2 separate regions of the Homo sapiens genome follow, and region 2 is linked to region 1. A link is an interaction called in ENCODE POLR2A ChIA-PET data of the cell type or tissue named here. Cell type or tissue: PC-3. All regions are shown on one strand.

The links. ChIA-PET counts read pairs that join two places held together with the same protein. Peaks named below come from ENCODE experiments on the same cell type or tissue, not always from the same donor. Only the 100,000 strongest peaks of a DNase experiment are listed, where the experiment ranks them.
Region 2: POLR2A ChIA-PET joins it to region 1 with 8 read pairs; 3 of 35 experiments call an interaction of 5 or more read pairs at or near these places.

What each region holds. Positions count from the first base shown.
Region 1 is chr10:62,957,402-62,965,401 of GRCh38, reverse strand. No RefSeq gene overlaps it. Among named protein-coding and RNA genes, the nearest start is that of EGR2, 150 kb to the right of the region's middle. In PC-3, a CTCF peak has its summit at 5,730 (motif pointing left); DNase peaks (open chromatin) are centred at 4,791, 5,641 and 7,271; H3K4me3 peaks cover 657 bases; H3K27ac peaks cover 1,945 bases.
Region 2 is chr10:63,063,656-63,071,655 of GRCh38, reverse strand. No RefSeq gene overlaps it. Among named protein-coding and RNA genes, the nearest start is that of NRBF2, 66 kb to the left of the region's middle. RefSeq lists a cis regulatory region at 2,542 and an enhancer at 2,458-2,627. In PC-3, no CTCF peak of the experiment used is centred here; DNase peaks (open chromatin) are centred at 3,255 and 6,755; H3K4me3 peaks cover 506 bases; H3K27ac peaks cover 1,095 bases.

The DNA.
Region 1 (8,000 bases):
TGAGTTGACCTTTCTTGAAAAATAAATACTAAGGAAATATTTTAAGGGAGTTCCTTTTTGTTTTCTCAACTTAGGGTTCACTTCCAGTCAAATATTGCTTTTGTTTAAAAAGAATTAGGTTAATACCTGTTAAATGTGGTAGTAAAGTTTTACTACATATAATTAAGTTGTAAAACTAAATGGGCTTTATGGATATAATCTCCAATATAAGCTTTTATATATTTTAATGAAAAATAACTGACTAGCTCATGGTACTATATACTATACTAGTTACAAAGCTTTGAAAATACTTAGTTTGTTTTTCTAAAATGAGAAATTCACGATGAGGTTTTTTAAAAGTTCTTAAAAAGAATGATGGATGTTGTGTTTAATTAGTATAGCACTAAACTTTTTCTCTAAATAAATTCAGATTCAGAGAACATTTATTGACTGTTTTCTATGGGCCAAATATTGTATTATATTAGCTTCTTCTTCATATATGGTCATTTAATCTTCAAACAATCCAACAATGTCATCTTCAGTCGAGAGAAGAAGAATCTAAAGTCTTTGAGTGGAGTAACTGGCCTACAGCTACAAAGTTTAAAAAGTTCCAAAGCTGGAATATAAACCCAGATTTTCTTATTGTGAGGTCAGCATTCTCACCAGCACATTTATTCAGGATGCTGTGAAATTAGATGCCATCATGGTAGTATTATAACCTTTCCCAAGTCTCATGTGCTAAGAACTATTGACCTCAGGCAGGACCAACAGACATGTCTATAACCTCCAAAGTTTCCCTGAATTTGACAAAACAATGATTACTTATGGTATGCCTATTTGAAAATGTTTATCGGTTACTCTTTTATTTCAATATGGTGGGATGAACTTGAGATTTTTATTGGTTAAAATTGGCGATTTGCTTCTTAAGTTTTCATGCAGAGGACAAATATAATATACTCAGTGGTTAGATTGAAACCAAAGCCTCACTTCATTCAATGGTTATTTTATTCATCTATACGCTTCTGTTTACAAATGCAAATTCATCAAAAGGCGAATTTAAAGAGGCATTTCCATAAGACTAAACCTACTTTGTGATCAGACATGAGTGATTTTTTTTTTTTTAAGTAACCAGCAGTGCTTTGTTTATTTGTTGGAACTGGCTGAGTCTGGAGTGTAAAATATGCTGGGAGCTCTTAGACAGGGCTAGGGAATGACGGGGGATAGTTAGGACAGAATAATTGGCCAGCTCTAGGGTGATACCACATTTTAAACCTAGGGGAGCTGGCAAAGTCTCATCCAATTCAATTAGATCCAAGGGATCAGGGCTGCTGACAGAGCTTGGCCAAGGCAAGTCTCAGCATTTAGTGGGTGTCCTAGCGGATTAGTGAGGTTATAATAATAGTAAGTATTACTAATTACTTACCCAACATCCATTCTGTCTCTCTTCCTTAAAAATGATGGTAGAGACCAGGTGTGGTGGCTCACGCCTATAACCCCAACACTTTGGGAGGCTGAGGCAGGAGGATTGCTTGAGCCCAAGAGTTCAAGACCAGCCTGGGCAGCATGGAAAAACCCGAACTCTACAAAAAATAAAAAATTAGCCAAGTGTGGTGGCATGCACCTGTAGCCCCAGTAACTTGGGAGGCTGAGGTGGGTGGATCACTTGAGCCTGGGAGGTCAAAGCTGCAGTGAGTCATGATCATGCCATTGCACTCCAGCCTGGGCAACAGAGAGAGACCCTGGCTCAAAAAACAATGGTGGTAGAAACTGATATTTAGCTACAACGTGCATTTCCCCTTCTTCCAAAAGTAGAATTCCCAAATGTTAGCTGAGTACATGGTCACCTTGAATTTATTTCTCAGCATCCCTTGCAGCTAGGAGCAGCCATGTGATTAAAATATAGTTAATATGTTCAAGCATAGTGACACATGAAACCGTTAGGAAGTATATTTAATATCTCCTGACTTTCTTTCTTCCAGCTATTTGGATTGTACATGTGACAACTGGGCAGGAGCAGCCATTAATGATCATGAAGTGGAAGTCCCATGATAGGATGGTGGAACCATAAGGTAAAAGGAGTCTGAGACCTTGGTAATCATGGAGCCTCCAAACCAACCCTAGACCACCTACATTAATGTGAACTTAATCCTAATTAATACACAAATGAAACCCTTATATTATTGGGAGTGGCAGTGTATCCAACAATAGAACTGTATTCCCCTGCCTCTCTTGAAGCTGTGCATGGCAATGTGTCTGAGTTCTGGTCATTGAAATAAAGCAGAAATTGTGCAGAATTCTGAAAAGAGTTCTTAGAAGGGATATGGACAGTTGGAGAAAGTCCCTTGTATCTTCTTTGCTGCTTCTTTTCTGCTGTCTGAAATGTGAATGTGATAAGTGGTGCTCCAGCAGCAATTTTGGACCATGAGAGTCCTTGAGGAGTAGAAAGATAGGAGGCTGAGTTCCTTGATGACTTTGTGAATCCAGCTTACCAGTATGGGACCACTTACTTTTGAACTTCTTTTACACAAAGAAACAAATCTTTTGGTATTTAAGCCACTTTGTTCTGGGTTTTCTATTAACCTATCTGACAGAGAGGTTCATCAGAGTTAACCAGAAGGCACAGGAAACAGGAATCAGCCCCAGAGAACTGGGACGTGTGGCTTGTGTCTAGTCTAGTTGGGAAACTAGTGTGGAAGTTGCAACCAGGAATCTGGCAGACTAGTTAGGATCAATGTTCGAACTCCAGCCCAATGCATGGGTGTGAACCATCTGGGTCACAATCACTGATGGGGAAGAAGTAGCTATTTTGCTGTCAAGCCAGGTATTCCTTGTGCAGGGGACAGATGGCCTTGCAAGGGCCAAACATGGGTTGAGCAGAGGCAGAGGCAGGCAGAGCTGACATAGCCTGTGCCTGTTTCAGAGACTGTGAAGGCAGAACTATTCTGCTGAGCCTCTCTTTCTCTTCTTGGGGCTATCTGTAAGCAGCTGGCTGACTCTAACATCCAGGCTTGTGAGAATCAGCTCTGTTCCTCTCTCTGTCGTGTGTGGGCCAGCTGCATCCCCACTGGTCCTCATTTCCCCTGCACTGAGCTCATTCACTCCCTGGGGATTAATTTGACTGTGAATACTGTGGACTCTGAAGTGTGGGAAAACTGGAGACACAAACAACAGAAGCCTTAATGCTACAGGGGCAGAGAGTAGCATCTTTTCCTCGGTTAGCATCATGTGAGACCTGGCAAGCCATAATCAGAGACACTTCTATGCAGTGACTCAGGGAGGCAGCCTGCTGCTGAGCAAAGAGGAGGCAGGTCTGCGAGCTGGAGTTCAGAGAAACTTAGGATCATATGAGAACAATTGGTCTAGAGCTCTTAGAATCAAAGAGGTAAGGTGAGTGGAGGCACACTGTGGAACAGAAAACACCATGAAGATTATTGTCATTTCATTAATGAAGAGAGTAACAACACAAGCAATTTCCTTCCCCAACATTACTGAGAAGATGTCTTCTTGTTAATTTCTTCCCATCAAGGCTGCCTTGGGATTCATTGTAAACAAAGTTCTTGTAGACTTGTTTTAAAATTGGGGGACAGAGGTATTTAGACTGATTTGCCTCAAAATCTCTGCCTTCCCCAGGATGACCTGTTCAGAATGCTATTGCAAATGTAAGTGACAACTCAGTATACCTTCAAAATTAACCATGCTAATGACAGGATATACTAATTGTGTATAATACACAGTAATCATGTGCCTCATGTACATGCTAACCCCATTTACTATTATTAACCCCATATCTAAAAGTCTCTTCTACTGCTTATATGTGTTATGTGAAGAAATAGAGATAGAATAATTTTGGGAAACACTGGGTTAAACAAAGTTGAGCTGAAAAATTGTTACTGACTGTGTGAGACCGGGAGAGGGGAACTGCCTACTGTGTGAGTTCTGAAGCGAGGGTTTTCACTGCTCCTTGGAAGGAATTTGGCAGGGCGGATAATTATTTTCTCTGCCTCCATTGGTTGGAGAACAGCCTTCTAACCTGGGCTTGTCTCTTCAAATGGCTTTCTCCTGAAATGGTTCATCAGGGGAATGTCACAAAGGGAAAGGGAGAGATGAGATGTCTTGCAGTGGCCCTGGCCATGCCCGAGCCAGGTGGTTTCAGTGTTTTTCTGCCTCTGACACTGTTGATTTTCCAGGCTTCTCACCTATTCTGGGAGTTACTTCCAATCCTCTCTGTGATTCCCTTTTTTCTTAGGTTAGGTAGCATTTGTCTGGCTGCCTATGGCCAAGACCATTGATTAATTGAGAACTGAAGTGAAGTTCCTCACTGCTCGACTCTCAGAACCTTTAATAGACTCGATGCAAATTAAAGTTCATAATTCCCCAAAACAGGGCTCAAGTATGTGGCATTTTCTAAAAGCATTTGATCCAGAAGCCCTGCCTCCACACCCACCTCCACCTCCCAATGGACCTCCAACTTCTCTTTTTTTTTTTTTTTTTTTTTGAAACAGGGTCTCACTCTGTCACCCAGGCTGGAGTGCAGTGGTATGATCTCAGCTCACTGCAACCTCTGCCTCCCAGGCTCAAGTGATTCTCCTGCCTCAGCCTCCCAAGTAGCTGGGATTACAGGTGCACGCCACTACCGCCCAACTAATTTTTATATTTTTAGTAGAGACGGGGTTTCATCATGTTGGCCAGGTTGGTCTTGAACTCCTGATCTCAAATGATCCATCTGCCTGGGCCTCCAAAACCGCTGGGATTATAGGCGTAAGTCACTGTGCCCAGCCCCCACAACTTATCTTAGCATTAGTCTTCTGCGGAATGACTGAACATATTGGGGGAAATGCTGATTTAGTGAGTCACTGCTTAGTTGATCAGAAAATATCTTGGTGGTACAGAAGACTTCATTTAACTCAAAAAGGTAAATAATTTTCTTCCTGCTTGTAATAAATCCGTGATCTTATAATAGATTATGTTCTTATGATGGATTTGTAGTGAATGCTTCCCCGACGAACATCAATGGCCTCACTCTCATACATTGTCTCATGTCTAGCCTCTGTTCTGGCCATGAGATCCCTGGACTATCGCGGATGCTTGTGGAGCAATTTGTAGAAGCCAAAATACATCTTATTTTTACCTGACCCATTACATCTGCTAATGACTTAGGTCAACTGGGTAAGCAATGTGGTCATTCATAATTAATTTTGCTGTTCATTATAGCCAATTATTTTAACTGCTGGATCATTTGTATTTTTATACAATCTACAGTCTTCCAGGAACATACACAAGCTTAATGGACTGTATAATGTGCATTCCCTGATCCATGATTAACATGCTGTTTAATGAGTACAATTTTAAGAAAGCTTAAAACTTTAGGTCCCTGGCTTCTTCTACAAAGCCAGGCACTGGAATGAAAAGTCTGCAACAGTAATGAGTTTTGAATGCTTTAAATGGAAGGCTATTCTTACATAAATGAGATTCTCCTTGCGAGCTGGGAACATCCCACCCTTACATAGCCATCCGGAGATCCCAATGAGCAGGCCAGTACTGGGAAACACAATGTTAATGCCAAGTTAGGGTTTACAATCCTGGATATTCTGATTTAGTAGGTCCAGGATGCGTGAGGCATCAGCTCTTCCAAAAAATGTACCAGGAAATTCTGACACAGAGGTTTGTGGTTTGCACTTCTGGAAATACTAATTTTTTTTTTTTTTTTGAGGTTTCTGAAGTGTGCGAGAAACTGGCTCCCCCAGCTGGGAAAACTGAAGGCCAAGTGATTGTTCAAGGACACCTGAGCACTAACTAGTTTCTCTCTCTGGAGAAGGATATGGGTTTGCTAAAGCTGGATTTCGTTCAAGAACCAGGAGAATCCAATGTTTGTAAACGTTTCCTTAATGAAGCATGTAGATTGTTAGTTTAAGTTTGTCTGGAACGGAAAGTTTGTCTGGAATCTTGGGTATGGAAGGCCGTGGTGTAGCAAAAACTGAGCTTTCCAGGTTTCATTAGAGCTTACTTTGTGTTGATGCTGTCTCCAACAGCTGGCCATGTCTCCCTTTGAGCAGTTCCAGGAACCATGAGAAGCTATGCTGAAATATGTTGTACCTGCTTCTGTCTGTGTGGCTGTCATGCTTCCAATAAGTTTCCGTATCTTGGCTAGGTACACTGAGCACTTAATCCAATGTGATAGACTGGTATATGTGTGTAAGCCCAAAATGCTGGGGAGTGAAATGATGGACTGCTTTTATCTTACTCTAGTTCTTGACCTCTCCTATTGAAGTGCCAGGAGAAGGATGATGGTTACTAATAAGCATCATTTATGCAATCTCATAACAATTTCTGAGTATTTGGCTTTGCTTCTTACTGGTAAGTCTGGGCAGTTACTTAACTTTTGCAGTTTGTCAGCTAAAAAATAACCTAATAATGGTACTCTCCTTTTAGGGCTGTTGGTAGGATTCAATGTGATAAAGCATGTAAAGTATTTAACATGCTTCCTGGCTTATGGGGCCCAAAATATGTTAGCTGTCTCTCTTCTTCCTTTTCCTCTCTTGTCTCCTTCTCTCTGGACTTCCCTCCCCTCCCCATTTCCTGACCCCTTCTACTAAGTGACAGGCAGCTCTGTAATTTCTATTTTAAGAAGAAGGTTTGGGTTATGTAACCAGGTTGGAAGATGAAGAGGAATGAACTAGGGAAATGATCTTAAGGTTGAGTTTGCCAAGTACAGTTTTCCCTTGGGTTATGTGTTTATTCGGGATGGCTGAGGATGAGACACTGCAGCGCCCACAAGACACTCCTTGGCACCACCAGGTTCTATGCCAGGGACCTTGGGAGATGCAAAGGTTTTGGAGACACTCTCTTTCCTTAAGGAGTATGGCCTAGGGAGAGATTTGTGATTTGGTTGGCTACTCAGTACATAAGGCAATTTATATTACTTATGTTAAAACAGAGGTACTCTTGGCCACGGAAACATAGAAAAAGGAGCAATAAATTATTGAACAATGTATTATCTCTATATTCAGAATCAGAAAAAAAGGATCTGACTGTCTGCTAAAAATAGCAATACATTCATATGTATATTGCATCAGGTAGACGATTAGGGAGTCTATAAGCAAAGGCAATACTGTATGTATCAAAGTATATCTACGAGATCAGGAAGAGAGTGGTAGCAAAAAGGATCTGAAGAACTTCTTCACTACAGCAGAGTTCTGATTTCACACACAAATGCTTGTTAAGAGAGTTCTGCTCTCATGCAGAAGTAGTGAAGGTAAAGTTGAGAGATACCGGGGGAAACCAGTGTTTGCCTTTAGTTGTAGGCAATAAATTGTGTGGGAAATGCCAATTTCAAAATCCCTCCTTTCTACATGATTCAATGTGAGTAAGACAGAATCGTTGTTGACTGTAAAATCCATCTCAAAGACTCAAAAATCATTAATGTCCAATAATACTGATTTGTTTTCTGTTAAATCTGGGTCTTGTGGCTTCTATAAGTCTTTCTTTTGGCAGAAAATTCAATAATTTATTATCACTGAAGGTAAAAATAGTCTCAGAAATGTTTAGTTTGGCTTTGGTGTTATACACATTTAGTTCATAAAATTCTAGTTGTGTTTCCATAATTCTTTACTGGAGAATTAATTAAATTTCTCGTTTCTGCAATTTACAACTTGACTATGTTTTTGTTGGAAGTCTGGTGGAAATTCTCATTTATTTTTGGTCTTCACTTTATGGGAACAATTTCTACGTTAAAACTTGCAGAATAGAGAATCACAGGACAATAATGCAATGATATGGCAACCAGTTTTTCTAACTTATTTGTTTTAGTGAAAACAAGATTGGCAACACCAAAACCTGACAGAATTAAAAACAAACTTCTTCCTGGAAGTTTTCATCTGAAAAAAATTGTGCTGATTTTCAGACAGAAATCTCATATCTCAAAGTATTTTTTATTGAACGACATATACTATCTTGTCCAGTAGGAAAAAAAAAATCCCATGATATAAAGGTATTCACTGGGGAAGCCTCACAGAACACATAGG
Region 2 (8,000 bases), 110 kb before region 1:
CAACCTCCGCATCCCAGGTTCAAGTGATTCTCCTGCCTCAGCCTCCCGAGTAGCTGGGATTATAGGCATGCACCACCACACCTGGTTAATTTTTTTTTGTAGTTTTAGTACAGACAGGGTTTCGCCACATCGGCCAGGCTGGTTTCAAACTCCTGACCACGTGATTCACCCGCCTCAGCCTCCCGAAGTGCTGGGATTATAGGCGTGAGCCACTGCGCCCAGCCTATCTCTGCATTTTTATACCACCTTTTGCCAGAGAACCCAGGTGCTCAGACTGCGACCAGTTGGACGACTTGCCCCCATCCTGAGAACCTGGCAGGGACCCAGGCTAAACATTACAGCAATGTTTGAGCAATAGAGACTCAGCCTTAGCCCAGGGTTCCACCCCTGCACCTCCTGCCCCTGCCAGCAGAAAGCAGCAGGGTCTCTTATGGGATCAGCTGAACAATCAGCTCCACTCTTGATAATGAGATCTTGAGCTCTACTAAGAAAAGACGGATATCGAATTTAGCTCTTAGACGCTTTCATAGCTCTGTCTAGTGATCTGTGGGCTTTCATGGACAGCTGTTTGGTGCTAGGAGGAAAAGCCTGGGCAGGGAGGATTTGCCTACCTGCCCCTGTGGTGGGAGGAAACACAGACAAGAGGGTGTTCCTTTTATCATACTCTCCAAAGGCTAGAGGGGAGGAGGGAGAGCTGATCACCTGGCATGACCAGCACTGACTCTGCTTAGAGGGTTCTCACCCTGGCTCAGGGCTTTTTTTTGGGTCCAGGATTTTTGCTGTACCAGTGCACAGGCTGCCCTGCTGTTTTTTACTTTCTAAAAACGTACATCTACTTTAAAAACACAAATATCTCCTTTAGCATTGTTGTAAGCAGCAATAAGCATGGAATCACATACATATGTTATATACTTATGCATATTTTTCTAATACACTTTCAGATAAATATGTAACTACTACAAAATCATTTGTGAAGTACCTAAAATTTATTTGAGTACCCCATTTTAGGAAAACTACAGTAAGGTTGGCCTTTGGAGGACATGACATGCTTGGTCAAGAACACTATCCCATGTCAATGTGAGAAGGGTAAAACCAGTTGATTTAGGTTGTTCTAACATGAGACTCAATATCTCATTCATCTTATGAAAAAGAAGAAGGAAAGAGAGGAGGAGAAGGAGGAGGTGGGGAGAAGTTTGGTAATTAGGATGCTAGATGATTGTAAAATATGAACATGGACTTGAGTGATGAGGCTCAGGTAAAAAGCATTTTTTTTTTTTGAAATGGAGTCTCATTCTGATGCCCAGACTGGAGTGCAATGGTGCAGTCTTGGCTCACTGCAACCTCTGCCTCCTGGGTTCAAGCGATTCTCTCACCTCAGTCTCCCAAGTAGCTGGAATTACAGGCGCTTGCCACCACGCCCAGCTAATGTTTTGTATTTTTGGTAGAAACGGGGTTTCACGGTATTGGCCAGGCTTGTCTCAAACTCCTGACCTCAAGTGATCCACCCGCCTCAGCCTCCCAAAGTTCTGGGATTACATGTGTGAGCCATCATGCCCAGCCGGTAAAAAGCATTTTTGATTATTACATGGACAAATACTTCAGCTCATGGCACCAATCCTAACCAACCATTTTCTGAGTCTACAGAAGTGTATTAGGCAGACCAGGATAAGCAATCCTGAAGTAACATGAATGCTTGAAGCCCCTGTGGCTAAACATGCAACAGTTTTCTTCTCACTCACACAAAGCCTGCTGTGGGTTGAGTGGGTTCTCTGAGGTATCTTCCGTTCCCAAGGTGACTCAGATATCCAATCCCACCACCTCGGCACATGGCTGCCAGAGTTGCCCGAGCCAAGGAAGAGCACCTGGAGAGTCTCACGGGGCTTTTTGCTGCCCGAGACCCAGATGACCTACGTGGGTTACATGTTCCTGCCTGGCAGCAAGAGTGGCTGGGGTATGTTTTCCTCAGGGAGTTCAGGAAAATGAGGAGAAAGGGGTATGGATGAGCACTGGAAGTCTCAGTAAGAAAAACACAACATCTGGAAGCTGACAGTTTGTATTTCCACTCACCAGTTATGTGTTTTTTCATATGTGACACCGGCATACAGATGCCCACTTTGTGACTTTGTTGTGAGATTAGATAAGATAATGCACATAAATGCCTCATGCTTTACTGCCTCTATCTAATTAACCTGGACAAAAAGAGTGTGGTGTGATGGAGATTTGAAGATTGCTTCAGGGTGCTGTGTGCTCAATTAGGACTTCATTTCAAGCCCTAGGGTGAGCCTGCTGCTATTTGACCTGCCTTCTACAGAAGCAGTGTGTCTGTCTGTGAGTACCTGTCACCAGCAAATGATAGTTCCTGTTTCTTTCCCTCTTGGCAAGACTGAAAAGTCAGTATTAGGTTTTAAGTTCTATTTAAAATATAACAACAACTTGGCCAGGCACGGTGGCTCATGCCTGTAATCCCACTCTTTGGGAGGCAGAGGCAGGCAGATTACCTGAGGTCAGGAGTTCAAGACCAGCCTGGCCAACACAGTGAAACCCCGTCTCTACAAAAAATACAAAAATTAGCTGGGCATGGTGGCGTGCACCTGTAGTCCCAGCTACTCAGGAAGCTGGGGCAAGAGAACTGCTTGAACCTGGGAGGCAGAGGCTGCAGTGAGCCAAGACAGTGCCACTGCACTCTAGCCTGGGTGACAGAGCGAGACTCTGTCTCAAAAAAAAAAACTATATACGTGTATATAGATATATATAGATATCTATATCTATATATAGTGTGTGTGTGTATTTATAAACAACTTAAAATAAATTGTGATTAAAAAACACATAACATAACTGAGCGTAATGGCTCATGCCTGTAATCCCAGCACTTTGGGAGGCCGAGGCAGGTGGATTACATGAGGTCAGGAGTTTGAGACCAGCCTGGCCAACATGGTGAAACCCTGTCTCTACTAAAAACACAAAAATTAGCCAGACATGGTGGCACACACCTGTAATCCCAGCTACTCAGGAGACTGAGGGAGGAGAATCTCTTGAACCCAGGGGATGGAGTGATCTCAGCATTGAGCTGAGATCGCATCACTGCGCTCCAGCCTGGGCGACAGAGCAAGACTCTGCCTCAAGAATAAAAACAAAAACAAAAGCAAACAACAAACCACATAACGTAACATTTACTCTCATAACCGTTTTTAAACTGTGCAGTTCAGCAGTGGGAGGTATATTCACATTGTTTCGCAACAAACCTCCAGAACTTTTTCATCATGCAAAACTGAAACTCTATACCCATTGAACAACACCTCCCATTTCCTCCTCCCCCAGCCCCTGGCAACCACATTCCATTTTCTTCTGTTTCTAGAAATTTGACTATTTTAGATGCCTCGTATAAATGGAATAACAATAGCTTTTAGGTAAAAACCATGATAGGAAAAACAAACCCCCATAGATAATGAATGGGCCCCTCTATCACTGCAAATAAAATTTTTGAAACCAAGAAAGGGAATTATGAGATCTGTGACATCAATAGACTTGATGGATCTCACATCTCCTCTGGTGGCCGTAAAGCAATTAAAAAACACAACTGTGGAAGTTGAGATACTTATATTTCCTCATAAAATTCACTTCTTGTGCTTAATCTGTTACTCTCAGTAGTGAAGTTTCAGAATCATCAATATGACAGTACAGCAATATTGCCTCATCAGTCATGATTTACTTAATGTTTTCTGAATTTAGTAATATTTGATTAAAATTTAATGCGAACATATCATATCATGCCATATATATTATTGCATCCATTAATCAGGTAACTATAGTAATGAAATGCCGGAAGGTTGGCTGAAAAAGGAGCCAGTCTTGATATATGTTTGACATAATTCTGTGAGTGATTAACCAAAAAAAAAAAGTCAGTCATTCAAAGGTTCATTAATATATATTACTTTTACAATCATCTATGTGTCATCAGATATTTTTAACCTTTGTTAAGCTTGATTTTTAATTTACTGAAAGACACTAAATATTAATAACCATGAAAAATATACATTATTCTGTTGAATCACAAGTTGACAGAATGATTCATAGTTTATTCTAATCTTTTTTGTATAATGATGTGTATTAAAACATTATCTAAGTTATTTAATCAGTTTGTCATGTGGGAAATAGCATATATTTAACATATGGCTGTGAAAGATACTAATTTAAATACCACATCATATTTCTATTATTTTCAACTTCCATGTCATTGGCCATAGCAGGTAATCAGTGTGATGGTGCACAATTTACGTCTGACACAGGCTGATTTTTGTATGCAAATGTTCTTTTTTTCCTATTAAAACACTGAATTAGTCATACCTTGTTTCTTTTAATATTGTCATTTTAATCAGCTAACTAATGAGGGACAACTGGTATTAAACACTTATCTGCCGTGTTCATCAAAATAGTTAAGAAGAGGCACATTTGGAGAAATAATTGAAAATAATAAAAAGTTGAGTCAACTGCAAGGCAGTTTAATTTTGACTTGATAGAGGAATGTTGATTATTTCACCACAATTATCCTCCTAGTTGTTCCCTCTTTTAGCTTCAGTTGAATTGTGCTTCATTCACTCATTCATTCATTAAATTTTTCATTGAACCCTTCTCATGACAGGCATTGTGCTAGGTTCTGGGATAGAGAAATGAAATGACATGGCTCCTGGTTTCTCTTAGCTTACAATCTAGTGATGATCAGACGCTTACACAAATGCAAGCAGAGATGAGCTCCAACATGGAGTCTGGGCAAAGCACAGTGAGGCACAGAGAGGAGTGTCAAAGTCAGCCTGAGAGTGACTGGAAAGACTCCGCAGGGGCTGACGCTGACTTGAATGGAGACTCGAAGTGTGAATAACAGTTTCCCAGACAGACAACTATGGAGGTGGGAGTATTGGTGACAGGTGAGGATGGTATTCTAGAAAGAACCAACAGCATATGCAAAGGCTCAGAGGCTTATAAAGCAAGTTCCGGAAGAAGAGAAATTCACTCCTATCTCTATCTAGTGGATATGTACTAAAAAGTGTGGTGTGATAGAGATGTCAAGATTGCCTCAGGGTGCTGCATGCTGAACTATGACTTCACTCCAAGCCCAAGGGTAAGGCTGTTGATGTTTGACCTGCCATGGAGAGGAGTGGTTTTCTAACTGGAGGCTTATAGGAGAAGACAAGGATGGGGAGAACGGGTCGGGGTGATGCACAGGTGGCTCCTACTGTAACAAATGCCTGAACCATGCCTTGGAGAATTATATCTTCTTGTCAAACACTCCCCAGAACTAACCAAAAATAATTAGCTTCAATTTTTCCCATAAATTTTCAAACATAATATTGTAGACTGAATCAGGAAGCCTAGGTATACCGTACTTTGAAGCTATATTCATATTAGTGGGGAAAGCATCATAAGAAAGTAGACATTAAGAAGGGATTTGAAGAAAACGGGCAATTGGACTCAGGGTGTTGGAAATGGAATAATTTCTATGATAAGATTGTTGCAGGATTTGAAGGTAATGAAGTTAGGACAAAAGGAAAGTGATACCCGGAAGGAAAGATCAAACCTGCCTGTCATATGTATCCGAAATGCTTGACCCTGTTCTTGGGTGTGGGAAGTTGCTCCCAGTTGGAAATAAATGCTGTTTATGGATGGATGAGTCCAGTCCATGGTGAGGTCAAACATCATTTTCAGTGACTTGTTGCAACATTCATGATTAATGTTGATTTATTACTTGATCATTGTGTTATGTAAATAGGCGGCATCTTTTTTGTGTGTGTCTTGGTGTGATGCTGGTTTAATTGAGTTTGGGGATGGGGGGAGGAGGTGGGAGGTTCCAGGGTTAATACTGTTAGCATCTTCCTCAGTAGCAAACTCTTCTCATGATGGATGAAACAGTAGCAATAATCAGAGTAGCCAAACTGTTAATGGAATTCCATATGGGAAGGAGGGGTTTTATTATTATGGCAATTATATGACAGTAACAGAGAAGGATCTATAAACTAAAGAAAGTTAGTTATAAATGTTACCATGAATCAAAGATGGCAAAAAAGCATGCTAATTCGCTGACTGCTTAGCCAAACTCAAATTTTATTATTTTACTGAACAGTAAGCTCATTTTGTTAAACGCACACACACATAAGCACACACAAAGACGCACACACAGATTATTCAAATTAGAAGCAAATTTATACATTTTCTAGAATGACAGAAATTTATGCAAAATAAAAATGGGAAACTCCACATATAATTTCTATAATGAAAATGGAATTGTTTTATAACCATAAACTTTAATTAAATCCTAATTGAACCAGTATTTTATTTAAGTAGCTGGTTCATTATCTAGAAGCTTCTACTGGGGATTTAAGACTCAAAGTAGAAACAACTTTCATATCCCCAAAGAAAACACTCAAAGATTTACTCTACACTCAAAACTATAAGTGATGAAGAAAAGAATACCTGGAGATTCTGTGATTCTGAATAGATACCTGAGTTTCTAATGACCAAGGAATCTTTACCACCAATCTCCTTTTCTCCTGCGGAGTTACTGATACAAAAGAGAGTGGGAGGTGGGTGGGAGCACAAAGCCTCTTCAATTGTTATCAGATAGCTGTTCACAGAAAGGTCTTCCCAGAGTTTGCTGTGTAGAAAGCACAGCCCACACATCATCATTATTCATTCTTCCAGCTTAAGAGGCTTGTTTTTCGCAGATGTGCCCTTCCTGTTTGGCATTTGTAACTGTGGACTGTTGTTCAGTTGAAGAAAATGCGTCATCTAAATATGAACTGAGATTTTGAGCTGATTCATGAACACCTTTTGTTAAGTAAAACATAAAAAGGAGTATGGTTGCCAAAAATGAGGTACGCATCCCAGCAGAATTTTACTACAGTACATCCCACTAGGCATAAAACAAGAATACAACTGGTGTAATCACGGGAGACTTCCTCTTGGAGAAAGTGAAATACGAGTGACAAGGAACTTCCTAGAGAGGAGAAACAGACGATGTGCTTTAGCTTCCATTTTGCTTGTGTACACTCTATATTTATCTTGAAGCTTTTCCTATAGAGACTGTGGCATTATTTTTGGAAGCAACTCCCAGATTCATTCCTTAAAGCAAATTAACCTTACTCCTAGGCTTCGATTCAGGCATTTGTTTTAGGGAATGTTGTATCTACTCAAGCAATAGAGGGAAGGGAGCCACTGTCTTAGTCAAAATGACAAAAGGGAATGTTGTCATCACAGGGGATGCATTCATTCAGTTAACATTTATTGAGCACCTACTGTTAGCTTGGCAGTGTGTGCAATACATGCATGTTTGTGGAAATGATCTCTGGCCACCTCCATAACAGTTTAAGCTTCCTATGTCAGATGGTTAAAATAAATATGACCCAAGCAAATTTCGTCTGGGGATTCAGAGTCCAGGATTTTATTGTCACTAGTAGAAATTATGGAGATGGTAACAACACCTCAAGGAACATTTGCTTCAAAGCTGGTCTATTAGCTATCATGAGACAAAGTGGGATCACTCTGAAAAAGAACACATACATTTTCTCTCTTATGTCTTTTACTGCTTCCACAGTGAATCATCATCATCTAAGTTCACATTTGCATTTCACCAACTGGGAGGAAACAAACACTGTTGCCTTATTTTCTAACCAATGTTTTACAGAAAGGATTTAATTTTAGCCAAATTTTGGGTCTGATTTCTGGTTCTGCCTCTTTTCAACTCCATGACCTTGGATGAGTCACTCCTTTGAACCTGATTTTCCTCAAAGAAAAGACAACAAGCCCCTCCCCAAAAAACTAGAGGTTAATGTACAAGGAATGAGATAATGATTGCAAAAGCACTTTTAAAACTGTAGGCTACTTCAAAGTCAATTAAGCCAAAGGCAGGGAACAACTTTTTTCGATTAGCTACAATTTATTTAATTGAATTGAACCACTTAATCTTTTCTTTCTTAATTAGCATCTAGCTGGATGTTAAATTCCTAGAT